Linked DNA regions of Homo sapiens: region 1 is linked to region 2. A link is an interaction called in ENCODE POLR2A ChIA-PET data of the cell type or tissue named here. Cell type or tissue: Panc1. All regions are shown on one strand. Links, peaks and the distances in the headings refer to the core of each region. The heading gives the core; the rest is flanking DNA.

Region 1 (7,482 bases), core at 1,855-5,854, 88 kb after region 2:
CCTGCCCTGATACACATTTTATGATATTCCCATCCTTGCCATTTTCTTTGGTACGCCCCTTGTTAGGATATTCTTGATACCCTTGTTCTAACTTTAAAATCATTTGAGCACTTTTTTCCTCCTTGGATTGCTGCTATTTCTTCAGCAATGAAGTCTTGAGTTGGGAAACCTAAATACGAATTCTAGATGTATCACCTACATCATATCACTTGACTGACTTCTCAGGGTCTCAGTGCTTCATCAATAAAATGAGAAGGCTAGGCTCAAGCTGTGTATCTCAAACTTGGCTGTGTGTTGGAATCACCTTATCACTATTGTTAATTTTGTAAAATTGTACATGGCATGATAACTACACCTTAAAAAATGTGGTACATATATACGATGAAATACTATGCAGCCATAAAAAAGAATGAGATTATGTCTTTACAACAACATGGATGAAGCTGAAGGCCATTTTCCTAAGCAAATTAAGCAGAAACAGAAAGCCAAATACGACGTGTTCTCATTTATAAGTGGAGCTAAGCATTGAGCACACATGGACACAAAGAAAGGAAAAAAAACCACCAGGGCCCCCTTACGGGTGGAGGGTGCGAGGAGGGTAAGGATTGAAAAAACTAACTATTGGGTATTATGCTCATTAACTGGATAACAAAATTATCTGTATATCAAACCCCCACCATGTGCAATTTACTCATGGCAAAAGCACCCCTTGAACATAAAAGCTGATGAGAAAAAATAAATAAAAGAGACATAAGAAGCAAAAAAAAAAAAAAAAAAGAATTCATTTTCAGTAAGTGATACATACTGAAATACTCGTGTTCATTTATATCATTCCTTAGATTTGGTTTAAAATAGCATTTTTTTAAAATGTAGTGAGAGATGAACAAGACTGGTAAAATGTCAACAACTGTCGAAGCTAAGTAAAGAGATATTCTAGTATTCAGTCCATTTTTGTGTGTGGCTAAAGAAGTTTATGTAAAAAGTTTAGAAAATCACTTAGTAATCTATTAAAATACTTATGCGTAAGCCAAACCCTCAGAAATTTTAATTCAATTATTGAAGGTAAAAGGGTAGCTATGACTTAAGTATAAGTATCGTCTAGAAAGTTACTCAGGTGGTTCTAACAGGATGTCAAGATTAAATATTTGCCTGGAATTCTAGATAACTTATATGGTTTCTTCTAAATATAGCTCTATAGATACCAACACTTTTAGAAAAAGACACTATTTGGCTTCATCCACTGGTATGAGAGGAAACAGTCCACACTTAAAGGGGAGTGTTTTTGGGACCCAGTGCAACTTACCATAAAAGCCTTCCATCACCTTTCAAAACCCTGGCTTTCTTATCCATGACTTGAAAGAAACGAACTCAGTCAAACTCTAATCACTTGATAAAAGCTGTAGCCCCAGGGGAAGATGAGAGAAGACAGCTGGTACATCTGGCTAAACTCAATTATAGCTGAGATATATTAGTCCATGCTCTCCCTGTGCTTTGTATAGGCCTGAAAAAGAAAGACATCTAGACATTGGGGTTTTCCATCTTCTTCTCACTCCTTTAAATGAGCCGAATAGTCAACTAAGATTATACTTTTGGATTCCTGCATATATACATTCATCTTTTTTATTCATTCACTTATCTCATTATTTATACATTTTTTGAGTAATTGCTATAAGTTAGGTTCTTGTCAATATTTTTAATGAGGAAATAAAGTAAAAGGAACGGACATGTCTTAAATGTACTGGATTAAGCCTTGTACACATGCCATTACTTTTATTCATTTATTTATTTATTTTTTGTTTGTTTGTTTGTTTTTGAGACAGATTCTTGCTCAGTCACTCAGGCCCAATCTCTGCTCACTGCACCCTCTGCCTCCCAGCTTCAAGTGATTCTCTTGCCTCAGCCTCCCAAGTAGCTGGGTTTTGTAGTCCAAAAAGTTTTGTATTTTTAGTAGAGATGTGGTTTCACCGTGTTGGCCAGGCTGGTCTCAAAATCCTGGCCTCAAGTGATGCACCTGTCTCAACCTCCTAAATTGCTGGGATTACAGTTGTGAGCCACCGTGCCTGGCTGCCATTACTTTTAGTATCAACAAAAATATAGTAAAATATTATAGCTATATCCAATCTTCAGATGGAAACCAAGGATTAGACAGATTGAGTAATTTTTCCAAGGTAACAGAAGCAGCAAATGGAAAAGCTGGAATGTGAACCCACATCTGTATCATCCTCTGGAGCTGGACTATCAACATCCCTACAGTTGTAGAGAAACAGTCTTTGCACTGTTTTCTTAACTTTTCATTTCTTTTCTTCCTTCCCTCTCCTGCTCTCTCTCCTTCTTCCTCCCTCCTTTCTTCACTCTTGTTACTCTCTATTCTTTGTTATTTATTTCTTAAAAATCTTCATCTGGTCTCTTAACTCCATCTTCTCTGAAACCTTTTACTCATGAGCCCATTTTTTGATGCTTCTTTATCCTCTCTCTAATTCCGCAGCCTCTCTTTTCAATTCTAGTCCCTTACTAGCAACCAGTGCAGAATTCTACTTGTATCTGCTGCCAAATTATTTGAATAATAAGAAATACAAGACTCTTAGAAAATCAGACAGGGCAAATTCAAGGAATAAAGAAACAGTTTGAAATGGAAATGAGCCTGAGTTTTGATTGCTCAGCAGAAGGATGTGCCTTGTGGTTCTGAATAAGAACAGTATTTCTACACTTGCCTCTACAGAAAAAAAAAATAAAGAAAAAAAAAGAAAAGTCACACGATTAGTGAAAGTTCCCCCCAGCTGGCAATCCCAGACTTTATTTCTTGCCTGGCCCTTGGTCTCATGAAGAAATAGCTTTAACTACTGTGTCACCAATGTTTCAAAGGTGGTTTAAGGAATTAGCCCTCTGTCCTTGGTCAGCTGGGCAGCATGGGTAGGACTGGAACTCCAGACTATAGTACTATCTTTTCATCTCCATGTGCTTGTAAAGGTTATCATGTGCCTCCAGACATGAAAATGGTTGGAGGCACCTCTGTAAGTTTGTTTTTATATTTTGATTTATTTTCTACTATTTGTCTTCTGTAAAATATTTAATGTAATTAACCACTCACAATTTGGGGATTTTTGTTTTTGTTTGTGCTTTTAAAAAATTTTCCCTTTCATTTTTTAATATGTTAGTGTAAATAGATATCACAGATATTTTTAAAAAGCAGACCTAATGTACAGCTTAATGAATTATCACAAGGTGAATATCCTTGTAACCACCACCCAAGTTAAGAAATAAAACTTTTTTTTTTTTTTGAGACTAAGTCCCACTCTGTTGCCTAGGCTGGAGTGTAGTGGCGTGATCTCGGCTCACTGCAACCTCTACCTCCCAGGTTCAAGCGATTATCTGCCTCAGCCTCTCGAGTAGCTGGGATTACATGCGCCTGCCACCATGCCCGGCTAAATTTTTTTTTTTTTTTTGTATTTTTAGCAGAGATGGGGTTTCACCATCTTGGCCAGGCTGGTCTTGAACTCTTGACCTCATGATCCACCCACCTCGGCCTCCCAAAGTTCTGGGATTACAGGTGTGAGCCACCGCGCCCAGCTGAAATAAAACTTTTAAAGCCACTCTGGATCTTCTAGAGAGCAGCAGATATATAGGTTGTTTATATTGTGCCTGTACTACTTTATAAATAGGGGAAAATATTGTAACATAGGGTAAAATTTGTTCTGTTATGTATTTACTTCTGATCTGTTGCTTCTGTAAATTTACCTAAACTATCATCTGAAGGGTGATTCTTGATGTGTGCACTTTCATGAGAGTTTTAGCATATAAGTGAGCTCAGTGAAATTTGAGATTATGGTTGTCTGGTTCAAAGTTCTATCCCAATGCTTATCACATAATCTGATACATTACACACACATAATCAATAATCTGACCATATGTCAGACATAATTTCCTACTCCTAAATATTTATTCATGCCCAAGATATTTACTGGTGAGATCTAGTCTGTGCTTGACCCTGTCCTAGGTGTCAGGGGTACAAAAATACCTAAGATATTATCTCTGTCCCAAGGAGTTCACTCTCCTCGGAGTAATAAATGTGCAAGCAAATAATTACAATGAATAATTACTGTAAGTGCTATAAGACCAAGTGAGATACTCACATAAAGGAAATATTGTGTGATTCTTCTGGGAAAGTTACATGAGTGGTATTTAAGATAGATGATGAAACATGAATAACAGTATGCAAAGCTGAGCAAAGTGAACTATATATTCCAGGGAAATTGGAGTATGTGCCAAGTGATGAAGATGTGAAACCACCTCACATGTCCTGGGAACCACATGTAGTTGAATACTGTTTATATGTTGTACGTTAAGGTTAGAAGTGTGAAGTAGGCCGAAAAAAATATGTTGAAGACAAAACCCGGAGTTCTCTTCCGCCATCGTAAGAAATTTGCTTTAAATGATATTAGCAACTGGACCTGTCAAGGGCTTGCACGCAGAGGAGTGATATGGTCAGGTTTGCCTTTTAGAAAACTCACTTGAGCGTCAATAACAAATGAACTGAAGAGGCTTGAGTGAGAGACAGGGAGAGGCACATAGTAGCTGCAGTTTGTTTGGAGAACTGAACAATTACTCTGCGTGTGTGAGAAGATCATAGATTCTGGAAAGGTTCAGAACAGAGGAGGAGCAACTTTTAAGGCTAAGTGGATGAGTGGAGAAAGGGGGAGGATTTGTGGATAACTCAGGAATCTCCTGACAAAGTTAAAAGCCTATAATTTCCCTACCATATATTTTCTTTCTTCTGTGTTGTTTGGCTAGAGATAAAAATATTATAGTCTTAGGAAAAATCCTATCAGTGGAAATGAGAATTTTAAATAAAATCTAATCAAGTTCATAATTTGCCACAGCTGAGAAGATTTGTGTCAAAGCCACTACTTTCTGGTTAACTTCTTGTCTTCAGTCAGAAGAGCACTATTGGTGGAGTTTTATTGTGTTTTCTGAATGAACTTAGCTGTCTACAGGCCATAACTATGAGATTCTGAATAGTCACTCCATCACTTTCCCATGGGCAGAACTGAGCTTGGGTTCAGTGGAGGGAGGTGGTACCATGGCATTATACCTGGATGTCCCCTCTGCAAAGTGAAATAGCATAAATAGTGTGGTGGGAGCAATCACGCAAAAAGGCCTGGGTTCAAATTCAGATTTGGCTACTTAGAACTGTTCCTTAACTATTATGAGCTTCCATAGACTCATCCATAGAATGGATGGTAATATCCATCACACAGGGGTCTTTGTGAAGCTATTGTGATGGCTGTAGTAAGATATTGCACATAGGGTATTATGCCTAGCACCACGTGAGTGTCCTGTGGTGAACAGTATTGACACATTTAATCTCTCAATAATAGTTTGAGGTATTAATACTTCCATTTTACAGACGTGGAAACTGAGACAATGAGGTGTATTCACTTAAGACTACACAAAGGAGGAAGTGGAAGAATAGGTTTTAAACCCAGCTATGAAAGATGGCTGGCAAACTCTCATTTTGTCAAGAGTAGTAGCTCCTAACATCTTAGACTTTTGGCAAAGTGAAGCTGGTTGTTTTTCTAATTTGGACTGTAAATACTCATGATGCTAAAACGGAAGAAGCATTGGTAGGATATATAGGAATACACTGGAGTTGAAAGAAGAGAGAGAAAAAAACAGAGGGAGAAAGAGAAGGAGTGGGAAAAGAAAAAAGGAAGGAGGTGAGGGAAGAGAAGGGAAGGGTGGGAAGGGGAGGGGAGGGGAGGGGACCTTACAGAGAAATAGTATCCAGTGTGAATTGGCAAGGCACTTGTTAATTCTTTTAATCCACTAGTAGGTTGGTGTCAGCTCCTAGGAAGGATCCATAGCCTTTGATGATGATAATTTTCACCTGGGGATTTTTTTTAACCCTGCAGGGAATGTCCAGTTTGCTTAAGGGACTCTCATTCCTGGCTGTCGTTACGAGGAGAAATATAGCTGTGGGATATGTATGTCTATAAGTGTGGATATACACATACACTCACTCTCTTACACAAACGCACACACATGAATGCTGTGAAGCTTATACAGGAAAGTAAGAGTGCTCTGGCCCCACTGCTATCTGTGCTTTCTCCCTGACCCTGGTTTACTTCAAGAAGTCTGCTAATTACAATTCTGAATCTAAATTGATACAATTATACAGGCTTTTCTTGATTTAATTTAATTACATCTATCAGTTTTTTCTGTGAGAAGACTAGCCAAATTTTCATAACTCTATTATCCCACTTAATTTTTACAAGAAAAATTTTTTGCATAGTGTTTGTCTTTACATAAATAGAACAATTCAACTTTCCTTCTTGTTTATTTAGCTTTAAATAGCATCTCATGAATCTCCATCGATGTATGTACCTCATCCCTCATCCTCACCTTCTAGCTTCCTCTAGTCTTCTGGGAGCAGTGCCTTTTCTTTTAAGCCATCAAGGCTGAAGACATCTGTATCTTGGTAAACACATTTGTATTTTCTATCTTGTGTCCTTATATTGACATAAAAAATAAAAACCAATAAACATTTCTTATTTGACAACATAAACGTCCCTCACTGTCAAGCCGAGTAGTTGTGCTTTCATTTTATTTTCTTCTTTTTCCGTTGACTATTACTCTGCTTTTGCCACTTAAAAAAAGTTCTTCCTATCTCGGTCAAAGGTTTATCTTTTATTATCTTCCACCAATAGCTAAAAATCATGACATATTGCATCTGCTTCAACTGTAACTCATGTCCTTTGTGGGAGAAATACACCACTGGGATGTAGACTGTGGGCTCTGGGGTGAATTACAATGGGTTCTTGTCCTGACCGTGAGGTTAACTTCGTGCCCTTGAGGAACTCTGTGCTTCAGCTTCTTCATATTTTAAATGTGGGCAGGAGCAGCCCAAATATGTAGTATTGTCAGGAGGGTTAGATGAAATGTGTACAAAGGACTTCACATAGTTGGACACATAGTAAACACTGCATAAATGTCTTTTATTATAACATTGTATAGAAGTTTTTAATTATTTTTCAGTGGAAGGAGCATTTGCCTAATTTACCACGTCACTAACATTATCTAACTCTTCAGTCATTGTGTTGCTTGGACTCTATTTGTTTCAACTTTTTGAAAACATATTTTTGGATTTCTAATTCTAATTTGGACTACTGCTGTTTTACATGCTTTACAACTGCCTTTTTCAGCTCTTTCAGGCAATCCACTCTTTCATAGTGGTCCACTTCCCAGTACTTTGTTCTCCCCCCTAGTTTGTTATGTTCACCAGCAGAGGTTCACCCATGCTCCCTGATCCTACAGTTTGTGGAATCTACCCACTGACAGTCCTTTCTAGTCTCTTCACTGTTGCTGCTTTAATTTATTCCTTTCACTTTACTGAGTTATCTAGAACACATTGTACTTGTTTCATGATTCAGATATAAACAATCTCCTGTAATCCTCATAGAAAGCCCAACATGTAAGTGCTATGAT
Region 2 (7,482 bases), core at 1,560-5,559:
AATACCTTATTTCCCAAAAATTTCACATTTTTAGGTTCTGAGTAGACATAAATTTGTGGGTACAGTATTCAACCCACTCTAGAGGGCTAAAATGGTATCCCTAGTCACTTTTTTTAGTGTTGGAGCTGAGACTATAAATCCCTATTTCCTTGGAGCACACTATCTCTTAGATGATTCATACATTTGATTTAGTAACTAAAAACCACGAACCTGTTTGCTTTAGCGATTTGACAGACAGACAACCTCTTCCACAAATATCCTACTTTTCTAAATGAAATTAATGGAATTAATTTCCCATGCCCTGTCCTCTGTGTCTGACTCTTAATGATTTTGTTAGGATGAGAAAGTTTGTAATTAACTACACAAACTAGGAGAGAGATGGGGTGAGTTAGAGCTGACTCACACTCTGGAGGTTGTGTATGGCTCTATGTACCTCTTAATACTTCTAATTCTCAAGGGTTGTAATTATCTCAAGATAGGTAAAACTATTTTTAGGAGACTTTTTTTTTCTTTCCTCACAAAAAGAAGCTCTTCCATCCCCAGACTGTTTGCTAAGCCATGAGACTAAGCACCAGCCTGTAATTTCTCTCTTCTCTCACCTCCCTTCTTCTGCTCTTCTCCTCTCTCTTAAACAGAAGTATAGAAATTGAGCCAATCTTGCAGTGTTCTTTTCATCCCTAAGAAAAAGATTCTCAAAACAAGCCAACAGATCAAATAAGCCACCTTAGGTTAAAATATTTTCAATTATTTACCCTTTGCTATAGTCTGAATATTTGTATCCCCTGCTGCCCAAATTTATATGTTAAAATCCTATCCCCCAAAATGATATTAGGAGGTTGGGCATTTAGGGATGTGATTAGATCACGAGGGCAGAACTCTCATGAATGGGCTGAGTAGCTTTACAAAAATGGCCCAGAGGAGTTCCTGTGCCCCTTTACTATGTGAGGACCCAGCAAGAAGTCAGTGGTCTGCAGAGAGGATCCTCACCAAAATCAGACTACACTAGCACTCTTATCTTGGACTTCCCAGCCTCCAGACTTGTGAGATACAAACTTCTGTTGTTTATAAGCCAACCAGTCTAAGATATTTTGTTATAGTTGCCCAAATAAACTAAGACATTACTTTATCCATTTATTTTCTGTGATGGCATTTCTCCTAACATTCTAGTCACTTTGAATTTTCATTTATATTAGCTTCATCCCATCTCTCTAAGGTATTTTTTATTATGCCCATTTTACATTGAGGAAAGTGAGATTCAGAGAGTTGTACCATGTGTTCAGAATCACATAGCTAGTAAGTGGTAGTGCTAGGTTTCCAAACTAATTCCTCTGGTTTCTAGTCTCAAGCTCTCTCCTAGTTTTCTGTGTCTGTGTTAAGATCATCTCGTTTAGAAGCTTCATTGAGAAGCCTTAATCGTTCCACATTTTAATATTACAACCAAGATAAGAATAATACCAAGAAGGTCAGAGTTGGTCTTGGGAAATCCGTAGTTTCTTCATGCTGCTCTACTCATGGGCTGGGATTTTTCTTGAACCTGACATAAGAATTGCTGATAATAGTACTTAAATGAACATCTATCATGAACATTCTTCAGGGGGTGTTTTGTTCTCAGTAAGTGGTCTGAAGAAGATTCCATGATTTCCTAGGCCAGTTTGATTATTGAGAAAATACATGATATCAGTCACTTCCACTTAATTATAAGCCAAAACAAAAGAAAACTCTCCCATTTTCTTAGAGATTTTAGTTTGGAAAGGACTCATTTTATTGGCACAACAATTCTATGTAGTGGGTACAACTGAGTACAGTTTTTAAATGAGCAAACTGAGTTTCCTTTCTCAGAGATATTTTTATTTAAAATAAGCTTCCTAATATTCAGATGAAAGTCTCTGTCTCCTGTTCTGTGAATTCCATTTACTGGTGAGCAACTGTAGAAATGACTAGGTTAAGTGCAGAAGCCCTTAAAATCATAACAAACTGTGGCTGTTTATATAACCTGTCTGTCATTATGGATTCTGGTAATATTGGTAGTAAAATGAAAGCAAATGTTGAAGCAAGAAAGACAGAGAGAGAGAGAGAGAAAGAGAGGAAGCTGAGTCAACAAACTTGAAAACAGAGATTCATAAAATCATTCACTCGATTAATGTTTATCACATGTCAAAAACTGGGCTAGGAACTTGTGATACAGTGGTTAATAAGACATTGTCTCTGCTTACACTCTAGAGGGAAACACAAACAAATAATTAATTATAACAATGTATGGTGAAGGATGACAAAGAAGTAAATATATGGACTCATAGAAATCCTTAGCTGGGTTTTCAACCCAAACTTGGGAACTGAGAAGTCGCCCTGTCACGCACGTCCATGTGAAGAGACCACCAAACAGGCTTTGTGTGAGCAATAAAGCTTTTGAATCACCTGGGTCAAAAAAGCAGTCAGCAAAGGGAGATGGGGTGGGGCAGTTTTATAGGATTTGGGTGGGTAGTGGAAAATTACAGTCGAAGGGGGTTGTTCTCTTGTGGGCAGGGGCGGGGGTCACAAGGTGCTCAGCTGGGGAGCTTCTGAGACTCATTGTCCAGGAGAAGGAATTTCACAAGATAATGTCATCAGTTAAGACAGGAACAGGCCATTTTCACTTCTTTTATGATTCTTCAGTTGCCTCAGGCCATCTGGATGTATACGTGCAGGCTTGGGCTCAGAGGCCTGACACACCCCTCCTTTTACAGACAAGGAAACTGTGTTTTAGAAAATGACACAGAGAGTACACCAACATAAGATATTGAGAGACAGGACTAGCTGGATTTCCTAGGCCAACTAAGAATTCCTAAGCCTAGCTGGGGAAGGAGACCGCACCCATCTTTAAACACCGGGCTTGTAAGTCAGCTCACACCCGACCTATCAGGTAGTAAAGAGGGCTCACTAAAATACCAATTAGGCTAAAAGCAGGAGGTAAAGAAATAGTCAAATCATCTATCGCCTGAGAGCACAGTGGGAGGGACAATGATTGGGATATAAAGCCAGGCATTTCTAGCCTGCAGTGGCAAGCCCCTTTGGGTCCCTTCCCGTTGCATGGGAGCTCTGTTTTCACTCTATTAAATCTTGCAACTGCACACTCTTCCGGTCTGTGTTTGTTCTGGCTGGAGCTGAGCTTTTGCTCGCCGTCCACCACTGCTGAGCACTGTTGTCGCAGACCTGTCTTTGATTTCCACCCCTCCGGATCCGGCAGGGTGTCCACTTCTGATCCAGCGAGGCGCCCACTGCTGCTCCCGATCAGGGCTAAAGGCTCGCCATTGTTCCCTCATGGCTAAGTGCCCAGGTTATTCCTAATTGAGCTGAACACTAGTCGCTGGGTTCCACAGTTCCTTTCCATGACCCACAGCTTCTAATAGAGCTATAACACTCACTGCATGGCCCGAGGTTCCATTCCTTGAAATCTGTGAGGCCAAGAACCCCAGGTCAGAGAACAAAAGGCTTGCTCCCATCTTGGGAGTAGCCGGCCCTCATCTTGGGAGCGCTAAGAACAAAGACCCCCAGATAACAATATCTGGTATTTATGTTACTGGACCATAAGTTATATAGATGTTAAAGCTGGGAATTTAAGTTTGTTACTCATTCTAAGTCACTTTTACCCTGGTGCTTAAAAGTTTAGACCTTGTTTCATGGGCATAATGGAACTTCCAAAATTTCTGAAAATCCCAGTAGCATGGCTCTACTGCTACATGCTCTGGTTTCTAAATTCTATCCCTAGTTAAATAAATGCAGAAGTAGTCAGTGGTCAAAGCTAGTTTCAATACTAGGTCTTCTTTCTCCATCTACTGCTCTTTGAGCTCTACGATTTATCCTAGCCCAGTGACTCTCAACTGGGTGTGATTTTGCCCCCCAGGGCACATTTGGCAATGTCTGGTAATATTCTTGTGATCACAACACAGGGTGGGGTAGAGGTGCCATTTGCATTGAGTAATTTAGCAAGGGAAGCCAAGAATGCAGCCAAACATGCAATAATGCACAGGACAGCCTCCACAAAAATGACTGGCCAGTCTGAAATATATAATTAATGAAAGAAAAGGTAAAAGAAAGTTTTATTCTGTTAATGTATATTTTATGATAACTAGAGCATTATGCCAATATTCAAATCAACATCTGTTGAAAAGATTTATGTGGAAGCTGATATATACACATATATATCAGTAGTATGGGTTGGTTCTGCTTTAGTTTGTTTTATTATTTTTTTCTTTTGGAATACATATATTACAGTGCCTAGCACAGTATGCAACACATATCAGGCCCTTTATATATATTTCTTGAATGAATAAAGCATTATTGGATAAATAATTATTATTGAGTGTCTACTACTCTTTAGCCAATTTATATATTTGCTCCCTAAATTTAAAAATAATCATTCAAAGAAGGTAATATCATCTGCACTTTTTTTTTTTTTTTTTTTTTTTTTTTAGAGACAGGGTTTTGCTCTTTCGCCCAGGCTGGAGTGATGTGGTGCAATCGCAGCTCACTGCAACCTCTGCCCTTGGATTCAAGCGGTTCTCCTGACTCAGCATCCCAAGTAGCTGGGATTACAGGGATTACAGGTCCCCGCCATCATGCCCAGCTAATTTTTGTATTTTTGGTAGAGACAGGGTTTTGCCATGTTGGCAGTCTTGTGTCGAACTCTGACATCAGTGGGTCTGCCCACCTCAGCCTGCCAAAGTGCTAGGATTACAGGCATGGGCCACCGCACCGGCCCATCTGCACTTTTTTTTTTTTTTTTCCGAAGTGAAAGTAAGTTTATTAAAAAGTAAAGGAAAAAAAGAATGGCTGCTCTATAGACAGAGCAGCCCCATATGCACTTTTAAGATTTAGTTTTATATCCCTAAAAGTAGCTACATTGCTCTTGGAATTTCTCCAAAATTTGGGGAACTGATAAAAAGAGTTCCTGACGATTTCCTGGAAGACTGTTTTGTGTATTAACCATTACAAAAAGTAGTTGCTAGGTCAGGTGCAGTGGCTCATGCCTGTAATCCCAGCACTTTGAGAAGCCAAGGCAGGTGGATCACGAGGTCAGGAGATAGAGGCCATCCTGGCCAACATGGTTAAACCCTGTCTCGACTAAAAATACAAAAATTAGCTGGGCATGGTGGTACACGCCTGTAGTCCCAGCTACTTGGGAGGCTGAGGCAGGAGAATCGCTTGAACCAGGAGGTGGAGGTTGCAGTGAGCTGAGATCACGCCACTGCATTCCAGTCTGGGGGATAGAGCGAGACTCCGTATCAAAAAAAAAAAAAAAAAAGTAGTTGCTAGATCTACAGAATCTAGAAAGTTGTACAGCATTAGTATTTTTTTTTAACTAACGCTTATTGGTTTACTGCTACCATAAATATTTGTTTCTTTAAAATTTATACAAAATTGGACTTCACTACCCTTACTCTCATTTAAAGTGTATCTCCACTGTGATTTTGGACTCAGAGCCTCTCCCACGACCAAAAATGTTAAAAAAATAAACAAAACCCCTAGAGTTTGTGACATTTCTTTTTGGAATACTTTCCTCATTTGCCAAATTCTTGTTTACTTTCAAGTTCTTTCTCTGTGTAAAATCAGATTGCAAAACATGAATATAATAGGACAATTTAACTTTAGCTTCTTACAAAAATGACTTTAAATATTGGATAAATGGGTTTTGGTGTGTGAATTTGTGTTTGTGCCATACGCGCACTCTAAAAGCATTTATTTGGATAATATTTTGGTGCTTTTATTTTAAGAAGCATTAGAGGTAGATGTTATTCCTCATTTTATCAAATAGTTTTCAATTTTAAGGAGAATGGGGACTAATGGTAGGTTTTGATAAGTATTAAACACCAGCTCTGTACCAAGACTTGTGCTGGGTACTTTAGGTTCATGTATATTTTCATTTTTTTAATAAGCATGTATGAAATATGTTACTGTTTGAGCTTTAGAGATGAAGTTAAGAAATGAGTAGTCAATAAGCATATAAAATATGCTCAACTTCATTAGAAATAAGGTAAATTCATATTACAATGACAATGAACATTTTATCCATCAGATTTAAAGAAATTAAGATATCCAACTGTTGTCTAGAATGTGGAGCAATAAGGACTGCAGGTAAAAATGTAAATTGGCATTAACATTCTGGAAAACAGTTTGATATTATCTAGAAAAGTAAAAAATTGTGGGTGCTTGCAGGGATAATTTTTTTTATCAGTGCTTCATTGTGATTAATCCAATATGAGTACCTGTTGTGCTGTCCATCGGGCCTGATTGTTGGGGACGGGATTTATATACTTTTGACCCAGCAATCACTCTTCTAAGAATGTACCCTGTAGATACTTTCACACATGTGCACCAGGAGAAATAGACAAGAATGTTCATAGAAGCATTTTTTTAAAATAGCAAAACAAAACAAAACTGGAGAAAAAAACCAAAATGATTATTGCAGTCAAATGATGAAGTAAATTGTCTTATTATAGTTACATACAGAATGCTACACAATAGTGAAAATTACTGAACTACAGTTAAATGCATCTAACGGGATAAATCTCAAACTCAAAATTGGGTGTAAAAAGAAATTTGTAGAAAAATGTGTTTTGTATGATTATATGTATGTAAATTTCATAAACACAAACACTTAAACCATGTCTTGCTTAGGATACACAGTTCAGGGGAAAACTCTACAGTAAGGGAATGGCTACTCTAAAAATTCAGAAGCTTGATTATTTCTGAGAGTAGGAGGAGCACAGGGGCTGGGACCTGCAGGAGACATCCAGGGTCTCCAATGGTATTGGTCACGTTTTGTTTCTAAAGTTAGGTGAATCTGGAATTATGTTGGCATTATTATTTTTTCTTCCAACTGCATTACATATGCTCTTTTGAATTAGTTGTTAGACACAAACTAGTTTTACTGAGGTGAGCCTTAGAATGGTAGAATAATCTATCCAAGTTTATGCATGGAAAAGGCCCTATCCAGGACTGTGTAATCCAGAGGCCATGCTCCTCCATTTCATTTTTGGCTCTGCCCAAGGTGAAATTCTCCTGGTGCAGGACACAGGAAGAAATTGCCTCTTTTGATGATCATCTTATTTTCTTTTATCAGTGAAGGCTATGAGCCACGAAGTGTCTTTCTTTTTTAACTTTGCCACCAGAAAAATTCATTCTAATGTAAATGTTCATTTACAGAAATTAACTTATCATAAACATTTAGCCCCTATATTTTCCCTCTTGAAGTGATTTCTGATTTCTCACCTTAGGAATTGATTCATTGCAAAAATCTTATTTCATATATAGTCTAATATTGCAAATGATCTAAAAGATTTTCTTTTGATTAGTGAATTGATATTTTACACAAGAAAACAAATAATTTAAAGCCATTACATTTTCTTTAAAGATACAACCTATTACCTTAAAGGCAGAATCCATTAAGTTCCTTTATTTTTCTTTCAATCTTTCTATAAGTCTAGCATGGATCTAAAACCAGTA

The links. ChIA-PET counts read pairs that join two places held together with the same protein. Peaks named below come from ENCODE experiments on the same cell type or tissue, not always from the same donor. Only the 100,000 strongest peaks of a DNase experiment are listed, where the experiment ranks them.
Region 1: POLR2A ChIA-PET joins it to region 2 with 6 read pairs; 1 of 35 experiments calls an interaction of 5 or more read pairs at or near these places.

The regions. Positions count from the first base shown.
Region 1 is chr11:80,607,776-80,615,257 of GRCh38, reverse strand. No RefSeq gene overlaps it. Among named protein-coding and RNA genes, the nearest start is that of LINC02720, 150 kb to the left of the region's middle. In Panc1, for the core only: no CTCF peak of the experiment used is centred there; no DNase peak of the experiment used is centred there; H3K27ac peaks cover 342 bases.
Region 2 is chr11:80,695,266-80,702,747 of GRCh38, reverse strand. No RefSeq gene overlaps it. Among named protein-coding and RNA genes, the nearest start is that of LINC02720, 64 kb to the left of the region's middle. In Panc1, for the core only: no CTCF peak of the experiment used is centred there; no DNase peak of the experiment used is centred there; H3K4me3 peaks cover 1,136 bases; H3K27ac peaks cover 2,947 bases.